Linked DNA regions of Homo sapiens: region 2 is linked to region 1. A link is a contact called in ENCODE Hi-C or POLR2A ChIA-PET data. All regions are on one chromosome and are shown on one strand. The core of a region is the stretch at or near the end of the contact, and the rest is flanking DNA. Distances in the headings are between cores, read along the strand shown.

What was found. Hi-C counts contacts between places; a loop is a spot of excess contacts on that map. ChIA-PET counts read pairs that join two places held with the same protein, here RNA polymerase II (POLR2A).
Region 2: a loop to region 1 is called in a map of endodermal cell, with 2.8 times the contacts of the local background. The contact joins two enhancer-like sites. A Hi-C loop is called at or near these places in 1 of 168 maps with a recorded cell type or tissue (endodermal cell). POLR2A ChIA-PET finds 5 or more read pairs at or near these places in 3 of 52 experiments (H1, PC-9 and activated T-cell).

What each region holds. Positions count from the first base shown.
Region 1 is chr11:69,936,943-69,941,882 of GRCh38, reverse strand. No RefSeq gene overlaps it. Among named protein-coding and RNA genes, the nearest start is that of FGF3, 120 kb to the right of the region's middle. Within about 2 kb of position 2,247, at least 19 of the 41 ENCODE cell types and tissues checked have a DNase peak (open chromatin) inside an H3K27ac peak, as active enhancers do.
Region 2 is chr11:70,166,086-70,171,025 of GRCh38, reverse strand. ANO1 (anoctamin 1) reads right to left here. Exons shown (of 26, transcript NM_018043.7): 21 at 3,639-3,784; 22 at 1-139. Among named protein-coding and RNA genes, the nearest start is that of FADD, 35 kb to the left of the region's middle. RefSeq lists an enhancer at 1-493. Within about 2 kb of position 1,250, at least 2 of the 41 ENCODE cell types and tissues checked have a DNase peak (open chromatin) inside an H3K27ac peak, as active enhancers do.

The sequences.
Region 1 (4,940 bases), core at 998-3,497:
CCTGGGGACTTTGGCTATGTCTGGAGATACTTTTGGTTGTCACAACTTGGGTGGTACCATTGGCATGTAGTGGGGAGAGGCCGGGACAGCCCCCTACAACTAAGATGGTTCCAGCCCCAAGTGTTAGTAGTGCTAAGGGTGAGAAGCCCCACCCCCAGGGAGCCCAGCCCAGTCTCGGGCGGCTTGGTCTTGGGATTCCTGTGATTCCCCTGCACTCACATTGGCCCCTCTGGGGCTGAGAGCAGGAGTCCACTATTTTTCCATCTTTTGTAAAAATTTGCTGTGGAAAACAGTGTGGAGATTCCTTAAAGAACTAGAAGTAGAAAGACCATTTGACCCAGCAATCCCACTGCTGGGTATCTACCCAGAGGAAAAGAAGTCATTATATGAGAAAGATACCTGCACACGCATGTTTACAGCAGCACAATTCACAATTGCAAAAATGTGCAAGCAGCCCAAATGCCCGTCAATCAATGAGCGGATAAAGAAACTGTGGGATATATATACGATGGAATACTACTGAGCCATGAAAAGGAATGAAGCAATGGCATTTATAGCAACCTGGATGAGACTGGAGACTATTATTCTAAGTGAAGTAACTCAGGAATGGAAAACTAAACATCGTGTGTTCTCACTCATGAGTGGGAGCTAAGCTATGAGGATGCAAAGGCATAAGAATGATACAATGGACTTTGGGGACTCGGGGGAAAGGGTAGGAAGGGGGTGAGGGATAAAAGACTACAAGTTGGGTGCAGTGTATACTGCTTGGGTGATGGGTGCACCAAAAACTCACAAATCATCGCTAAGGAACTTACTCATGTAAGCAAACACCACCTGTTCCCCAATAACCTATGGAAATAAAAAAATTAAAAACAAAACAAAACGATACGAAGATGTATTGTTTTTACCGATCACACAACCAGGAAATAAAAACTAAAAAAACAAAAAATACCAGCATCACCTAGGACTGGTGGGAGTATAAGGGAAACAGATACTGCTCGATATTGCTTGGGCTACATAATCCTTGGAATCTAATTTGGCCACGCCTAATAAAAATAAGCACGTTTTAAAATCTCAAATCCCACTTTGGAGAAATACATATTGAAGCATTTTATGTAGTGACAAAAAACAACCTCAACATTCACAAACAGGAGAAATGATTGAATAGATTCTGGACATCCATAAACAAAAAATTTGTGGTGGGCAGTGGCTGAGCTTTAGGAATACTAAGGAGAATATAAATTGAAGCGTGCAGGAAGAGCTCATGTCAGGGGGACAGAGTCAAGACCAGGGGCAGCTGCAGCCTAGTGTGGTCCCTGCTGTCATGGGGGCGACAGGGGGCAGCTTCCTCCCACTTTGGGCAGGTTCCTAAGCAGAAGTTCCACCTGCCCAGTGGACACAGGCTTTGGGGTGGATGGAAGACAACCCAGGGAGAAGGGCCAGGTGCGTGTGCAGGCTCCGAGGAAGCACCTGCGGAGAATGGGAAAGATTTGCCCTGGAGCCCCTCAGACCAGGCACAGCCAGGGAGGGGATGGGCAGTGACCGCTCTTCTGAGTTCCCTTGTCCTTCCTTGGGTGCTCTGGGTCCCCAGCTCACATTCATCCGGCTTTTGTACTTCATTATCTCTGGGGGAAGAATGTTGGTGGCAGCCAGACCATCAACGCAAGCTTTAAACATAAGAAATGGCAAATCCTGGGGTCACTGCCCATGAAAGAGAACATTCCCCATTCTCGCACTGTGGCCGGAAATACGCCAGGGATGGCCACGCTAACGAGCCTGGGAGTCTGCCCAGCGCCCAGGCCTCGGCTATCCACGGGCTCTCCCAGAACTGAGTGACCCCTTCTCACAGCACACAGGCCAGGGGGTGTGGGTGGTGCCAGGGGAGGTGGGGAGCCACGCGCTGCCTCGGACCCTGGGCACCCAAGGGTCCGGCGAACCCCCAGAGGGCCTGGCTGGAGGATGGGCGCTTTGCAGCTGTGTCCCCTCCCTCTGCTGTGCAGCCTCTCCAAACTTGGTTCCTGCATTTCCCAAAGCGATAATATCCTAGCAACCTCTCCAAGCGGCTGAGTGCAGAGTTGTTTACGCTGGGTTGCAGGGAGTTGGGGAATGCAGCGAAGCTGGGGCTGTTCAGAACTTCCCAAAGTCCAGCCTGGGGCGGCGTGGGCTGGAAACAGACAGGCTGACGTTTTAGGGACGTGACATCTAAACTTTCAGCACACCCTGGGTGCTTGGGCCGGGGAGTCTGACTGTCTCTGCAGAGCCTGAAAATTCCCTGAGTCCATGAACACGGCTTTGAGGTTCCGCCTCCGCGGGCTCTAGGCCCTGAGAACCTCTACGGCTTTGAGCTCTGAGCTGCCACTGCCTCCCTGGGAAATGTGTGTGTTGAGGGATGCTTAAGGTAGCTCAGAAAAAGAAGCAAAAGCTCAGGAATATCCTTATGTGCAGTCTTTAAATCGGGGCCTGGCACATAGGAGGTGCTCCGTATTGGTTGAAGGAAAAGGAATGTGTGTGTTTAATAATGATGGTGATCAGAATTCTGACATGGTTCTTTTCTGTTGTTTTACTGTCATTACTATTTTGAAAAGATCCGGGGATAATGTCAAAAAAAAAAAAAAAGGAGCAAAAAAATCTGAAACCATCAGTCATCTGAAAGTCACATCCATCCTTGAAAGTTAAAATAAAGCAGAGATAGGACAGAGGCCGGGTGGAGACCAGGTCCCTAGGGAACGCCACAGCATGATGACATCACCCACCCCACCCCATGGGGGACTCTAACGTCCAATTAGCTCCATAATATATTCAGTGTTTTACATTTGTTTTTGAATAGGTAGTGCCCATGCTTGAAATTCAAAAGATATAAAAGAGCAATTTAAGGCCGGGCGCGGTGGCTCACGCCTGTAATCCCAGCACTTTGGGAGGCCGAAGCGGGCGGATCACGAGGTCAGGAGTTTGAGACCAGCCTGACCAACATGGTGAAACCCCGTCTCTACTAAAAATACAAAAATTAGCCAGGTGTGATGGCGCTTGCCTGTAATCCCAGCTGCTTGGGAGGCTGAGGCAGGAGAATCATTTCAACCTGGGAGGCAGAGGTTGCAGTGAGCCGAGATCATGCCACTGCACTCCAGGCTGGGCGACAGAGCGAGACTCTGTCTCAGAAAAAAAAAAAAAAAAGAAAAGCAATTTAATAGAAAAGGGGAACAGAAGAAGGTGACCAGGGATCTCTGAGAAGGGTACGCCTGGGTGGCCGGTCAGCAGGTGAAATGCTCATTAGTAATTAGGGGAGGCGAATTCACACGACAAAGGCATTCCATTTTGTACCAAAAAGACGGACCAAAAAGACGGCTGAAAGGTCACGAGTCTGCCTTTATCAATGCCTGACAATAGTGCTGGGAAGCACCTGGAGATCCTACCTGCAGAGCGGGGTGGAGGGATCTGGGTCCATTGGAATCACACTTTGGAAGACAAATAGGTACCACTGGGCTGTAAGTAGCCACGTGGGCTGCGACCCAGTGAGTCCCCGGAGCACGCTGTCATGGCAAGGCTGTTCTCTGCTTGTAACAGCAAAATCTTGGGATTAACCAAGTGGGAGAAGGCTGGATACACAGCCGTGGTCATGCCGTTGGGGGTACTATGCAGCCAGGACGATGAGTGAATTACTGGTGCAGCCACAACTGGAATGAATGTCGGTAACAGGGGGTTAGGTTAAACAAAGCAAAACAAAAAACTAAACAACAGAAAAAAACACTTGGTAGGCCGGGCATGGTGGTTCATGCCTGTAATCCCAGCACTTTGGGAGGCCAAGGCCGGTGGATCACCTGAAGTCAGGAGTTCGAGACCAGCCTGGCCAACATGGTGAAACCCCATCTCTACTAAAAATACAAAAATTAGCCAGGTGTGGTGACATGCACCTGTAGTCCCAGCTACTCAGGAGGCTGAGGCAGGAGAATCGCTTGAACCTGGGAGGCGGAGACTCCAGTGTGCTGAGGGTGCCACTGCACTCCAGCCTGGGCAACAGGGCAAGACTTTGTCTCAAAAGAAATAAAATAAGAAGAAAGCACATGGTATATTTCCATGTATATACAATTCAAAAGTTTGCAATTAACTTTGCTGCCTAGGGATACAGATATACATGGGGTAACTACAAATGTTTCACTACCAGGTTGAACATTTAATGGACGGTTGGAGGCCCTTGGAGCTCTTTCTTTTCTACCTGGTGTGGTGGACTGGCAACGTTTGATGGGGTCCCTGAGTACCTGACGAGCAGAGAATGTCCACAAACCCTAGACAGACACGTACCCCAAGCCAGAAAAAACCCTTGCAGTTCTAAGCCACTGCAATTTGCGGGCTGTTTTGTGAGTGCTGCATAACCTACCCCAGATTCACTGGCGCTTGGTTTCATCAATTCATAAAAGCTCTTATTCATTAGAGAAATTAGCCCTCAATCTATGCTACGAGTGGCTTGTATTTTATATAGTTATTTTCTTTTGACATTGCAGAATCCCTTGCCATTAATATATGACAATTTTTGTATAGTCAAATTTATCCATTTTTGTGTCATGGATTTTATATATATATATATATATATGAAAAATTGACCCTTTTTTTCCTTTTCTTTCTATGGCTTTATTGAGTGATAACTTAAATATTATAAAATTAACCCATTTAAAGTACACATTCACAGAGTTGTAGAAAGTGACCAAAGTCTAATTTTAGGCAATTTCATCACCCCAAAAACACACCCCATAGCCCTTATAGTCACTCCCCATCTTCCCCTTTCTCTACCCCTAGGCAATCATTTATGCAATCTATTTTCTGCCTCTACAGATTTGCCTATTCTGCAATAAAGGGAATTACACCATTTGTGCTCTTCAGTAACTGGCTTCTTTTTGCTTAGCCAGTGATTTTGAGCTTCATCCGTGTTGCAACGTGTCATCAGTACT
Region 2 (4,940 bases), core at 1-2,500, 230 kb before region 1:
CTGACAGCTACCGGCCTTCGGAGCTCAGTGACAAACTTTTTGGCGTCCAGGCGGATCTCGATGATGTTGTTCAGCAGCGCAAACAGTGGGGCCAGGGGGAAGGAGGCGACAAACAGGGTGACGAAGCCAAACTGGATGACTGCAGAGAGAGCCCAGTGCTAGTCAGCACCCCGTGAGCCACAGCCCATAAGGGGGGACTCCACCACCCCGTGTGCCGAGCCGCACAGGTCTGGCTGCCGCCCCACCTCCAACGAGCCCACCTGCATGGACCCCACCTGCAGATGCATTAGATGAGCTCTTGGGATGGACCCTCCATGACCCTGGGTGACCTCCAGGCCAGGAGTGGGCTGAAGGCAGAATTCCAAATTTTGCTCTGAATCTCAGTGTTTGACTCTTGAGTAACGGGAATGCTCCCTTATCTATGGCTAATCTTTTGTGAGATAGTCTCGATCTGTCACCACGCTGGAGTACAGTGGCACAACCATGGCTCACTGCAGCCTTGACCTCCCAGGCTCAATGAATCCTCCCACTTCAGCCTCCCGGGTAGCTGGGACCACAGGCATGCACCACTATGACTGCTTAATTTTTGTATTTTTTGTAGAGCTGGGATTTTGCTATGTTGCCTGGGCTGGTCTCAAACTCCTGAGCTCAAGTCATCCACCCAAAGTGCTGGGATTCCAGGCATGAGCCACCTCGCCAGCCCATGTCAAATTTTAAAAAATCATCGCCAAAAGGAAAAGGACCATCGTGAGCTCAAAGGCCCAGCCTGTGGTCATCCCCCTGCCCATGCTGGGAAGGGACGTGGCAGTGGCCCTGCTGCTTCCATCATGGGGGCTCCCTGGGACCTGGGGGACCTGCCTGCATGGCTGAATCTTCCAGAGCCCAAACTTCCCCTTGCATCAGGACTCCTGGATCCGGGTGGGGACCCACTGCCCAGGACAGTCCCTCGCCTCTGCCCCTGCGGCCCTCCCCCTGGGGATCATCCCACCCGGGAGCTGCCTCTGGGGCTTCTCTGGCTTTGGATGCTGCATCCAGCATGGGGCTAGGCTCTAGGAGAAGGTCAGGAAAAGGTTTCTGAGTGGAACTGAGCAGGAAAGCTGGTTCGGGAACTGCACAGCAGGACCCAGTCCAAGGGCGTTTGGTGCCAGGCGGTAAACAAGGAAGCCAGCAGAATGTCACCGTGTGCCTGGCGGGCTGAGTGTGGGCATTGTTAGCATGTGGGGTGGGCCGTGCGGGGTGCCCTGAGTGTGAGCACTGTTAGCAGGTAGGATGGGCCATGGCGGGGAATGGCCTGCAAGTTCTCTCCCTGGGCTGTCTTGCTAGCCCTGGCAAGGTGGGCTGAGTGGGAGGCCTCTGGTCCTGCCTGAGGCCCCTGGAGGGGATGAGGCATTGCTTATGTGGGGCGGTGTGTGCTGTGCATGAGGGCCAGGGGCTGCTGAGGCCTGAGGCTGTGGGTCACTCAGCAGGGTGGGCTTCCTCACTTCCGAGAGGCGCTGCCTACTCTGGCACTAAGGGTATGACCAGGGAGCTGGAGGCGCTGCCAGGGCTGGGGCCTGGGAGGGAGGGTGCAGGGGGGCGGGGAGGTGGGGCATTTCCAGATGAGCTTGTTCTCCCCATCTATCCACATCTGTGGCTTGAGACTTCCTGGGAGGAGCAGACTGGCAGCCCATGGGGTGGGGAGAAAGTCAGTGGGTGTGGAAATGTGCCTTGGTCAGTGGGGGCAGTGTGGGGAACGGGTGAGCCACTCCCCGTGTATGTGGGCAGGAGGCGCCTGCTCCAGAAGTCCCCTTTGTCCAAACCCGTCAGGAACTCGGGACGTGATGTCCAGCCACTAGGAAAATAAATCCAGGGAAGGGGCTGCCACTCTCGCGGCCCACTGCAGGCTGTGCTCGTGTCTTGGGCTCTATTCTCCCTAGGGTTTCCTGTGGAAGGAGCGACCCTGCAGGCAGGGGAAGCCACCTCCCAGACCCCGTCCCTCCTGGCCACATGGCCAATGCTGAGTTTAAACAGCTGGGAGCCATTTTCTGCCTACCGGCCTGACCCTGGTTCAGCTTGGACTTTATTCCAGGAGAAAACAGAGAGGAGCCACAGAACGCCACACTGAAGATTCCTCTCCTCCTGAGTCAATGGCAAGGTGCTCCTTGCACGATTGTCTGGGGAGCCAGGAGCGACATATGTGGACAATTCGGCTAACAGGAGGGGCAGACGGCAGCACTTGTGGTGAAATTAAACAGAAACGCTCCCCACCCTCTAAGGTGCCCTTACCCCCAGGCCCTTTTTAAAAATGCAGCCTGCCAGGTCTCACCTCCAGCAGACCAGGAACAAGCCTGGGAACGGGCATTTTAGAGAAGTTGACCTTGGTGGCCAGGGCACTGCATGCTGGGACCCCCCCTCTGCAGGAGTCTTCCTGACTGCCTTTGTTCATCCATTCAGTCAGCAAACACACATTGAGCACCCACTGTATACCTGGACCTGCTCTAGGGGTAGGGCTATGGGATGAGGAACAAGAGAGGGTGAGGCTGCCGTCCTACCGGGGGGAGACAGAAGAGGGATGACGGGGTGAGGCTGTCTGCTGGGGAGCAGAAACACCAAGCAGAGGAGGGGTGGGGGTCGTGGCCGTGTCGGGGAGGGGCTGCCCCTTTCAAACACAGTGATCAGGGAAGACCCCTCTGTTGGGGGACATTCTGAGTAGAGCCTGGGAGGCAGGGAGAGAGTGAGCCATGCAGGTATTTGGGAGAGGGCATTCCAGCAGGGCACATCTCGTGCAAAGGCCCTGGGGCGGCCTGAGCTCCACGGGGCTGGGGAGCAGCAAGGAGGCCAGCATGTGCAGAGTGCAGGAGGCAGGAGGGAGAGGTAAGTGACCAGGTCAGGGAGAGTCCAGAGCTGTGCGGACCACACCTGGCCTCTTCCCAGTTCTCTTTGGCCACCCCCAAAAGGTATGTGCCACCTCTCGGCATCCTCCTGGCCAGCCACGTGATTGAGGGGGGTAAGGCTCGATCCCTGGGTCTCCTTTGAGACGCCTGCTCTGTGCTGGGGGCAGCTGTCGCCAGCCCACAGGTGAGCAAGTCGTGGCTCCTGCAACTCAGGAGCTCACCACCAGGAAGGGGAGATGAGTCATGGAACCAAAGTAGGATGCTTGAAGGGCCTTGGAGCTGAGAGGAGGGACCTTGGATTGTGGGGGGTTTCAAGTAAGGACGATCTTGCAGCTTAGCAGGGCCGGGCCCTCGGCTGGTGAGGAGACTAAGGGAGGAGGAAGAGCTGCACAACCCAGGCTGTGTCGGGCTGCGCTGATGGAGACCGTGCCTGGGGACCGTGCCTGGGGACTGTGGCTGGGGACCATACCTGGGGACTGTGGCTGGGGACCATGCTTGGGGACCGTGCCTAGGGACGGTGGCTGCTTGACCTGGGCCTCTGGAACACAGGACTCCATCCAGAGCAGCCATGCTCACCGACCCAAGGGGGTGGCAGCACTAGGATCCCAGGGTCTGCATCTCTCTTCTCCCTGCCTGATGCTTATGGAGGGACGCTGGGCACCGCAGGGTTGGGGGCATCATGCCCCTGCAGCCCTTCCCCACTCCAGGTGGCATGCTGGCCTGTTTCTATCCTGATGTCACCTGCCTGCCCCGGCCATCACTCACTCATTTCCATGTACTCTGGGGTGAGGCCCGCGAAGGGCTCCAGGTTGTAATCCACCTCGTACCGCTGTTTCCTCTTCACACACTCCTCGTGGTCAGGGGGGCTCTGCTGCTTCAGCTTCAGGTAGCGGATGAGCTTCTTCATCTTCCTGAGAGATGAGACATCATGCAGTTAGGTTTGCAGGAGGGTGAATTTGGGGGCTTGGGTCTGGCACCTCTAGTGATGTGTCTTTTTTTCTTTTTGAGACAGAGTTTCACTCTTTTTGCTCAGGCTGGAGTGCAGTGGCCCTGTCTCAGCTCACTGCAACCTCTGCCTCCTTGGTTCAAGCAATTCTCTTGCCTCAGCCTCCCGAGTAGCTGGGACTATAGGCACATGCTGCCACGCCTGGCTAATTTTTTGTATTTTAAGTAGAGATGGGGTTTCACAGTGTTGCCCAGGCCGGTCTTGAACTCCTGAGCTCAGGCAATCCGCCCATCTGTGCCTCCCAAAGTACTAGGATTATAGGCATGAGCCACCGCGCCTGGCCTCCAGTGATATTTCTAAGTTTCTGCTTTAAATCCAGAATTTACTTGTTTGCCATCATTTCTTTGTCGATGATCTCTTCTGCCCTTTCCCCAAAAGGCAGGGGGCAAGTGTCATGGCTTTGCTGGCTACAGAAGGAAACGGAGGTGCAGGGAGGGCAAACGACCACTTGTGAACCACAGGAGGGCCCAGCAGGCATCAGGGACACAAGAACAGTGGAGGCTGGTCATGCCCAAGTGGACTCTTGGGGAAGGACACAGATCATGGAAAATGGCCCGACAAGTTCTTGACTCCAGAGACCCAGCAGCCACTGGGGAGGTGGGAATGGGACATGGATTTCCGAAGGGTACAAGGTAACAACGAGGCCAAGTCCCCCAGCCTCCATCTGGAAACCCTGGGGAGCCAGCATCGGGCTTGGGGGCACCTGGTGGTACCCCCCCATCCTCAGCCAGCATGGGGAGTGGGGTGTCATTCTGACTTCCTCTCCCTCCTTCGTCCAAAATGGGGTGGCTTTATTTTTTAATGTTTTTTATTATTTATTTATTTTTTTGAGACGGAGTCTCGGTCTGTCGCCCAGGCTGGAGTGCAGTGGTGCGATCTCGGCTCACTGCAACCTCCACCTCCTGGGTTCAAGGGGTTCTCCTGCCTCAGCCTCCCAGGTAGCTGGGACTACAGGCGCCCGCCACCACGCCCGGCTAATTTTTGTATTTTTAGTAGAGGTGGGGTTTCACCATGTTGGCCAGGCTGGTCTCGAATTATTGACCTCAAGTGATCCGCCTGCC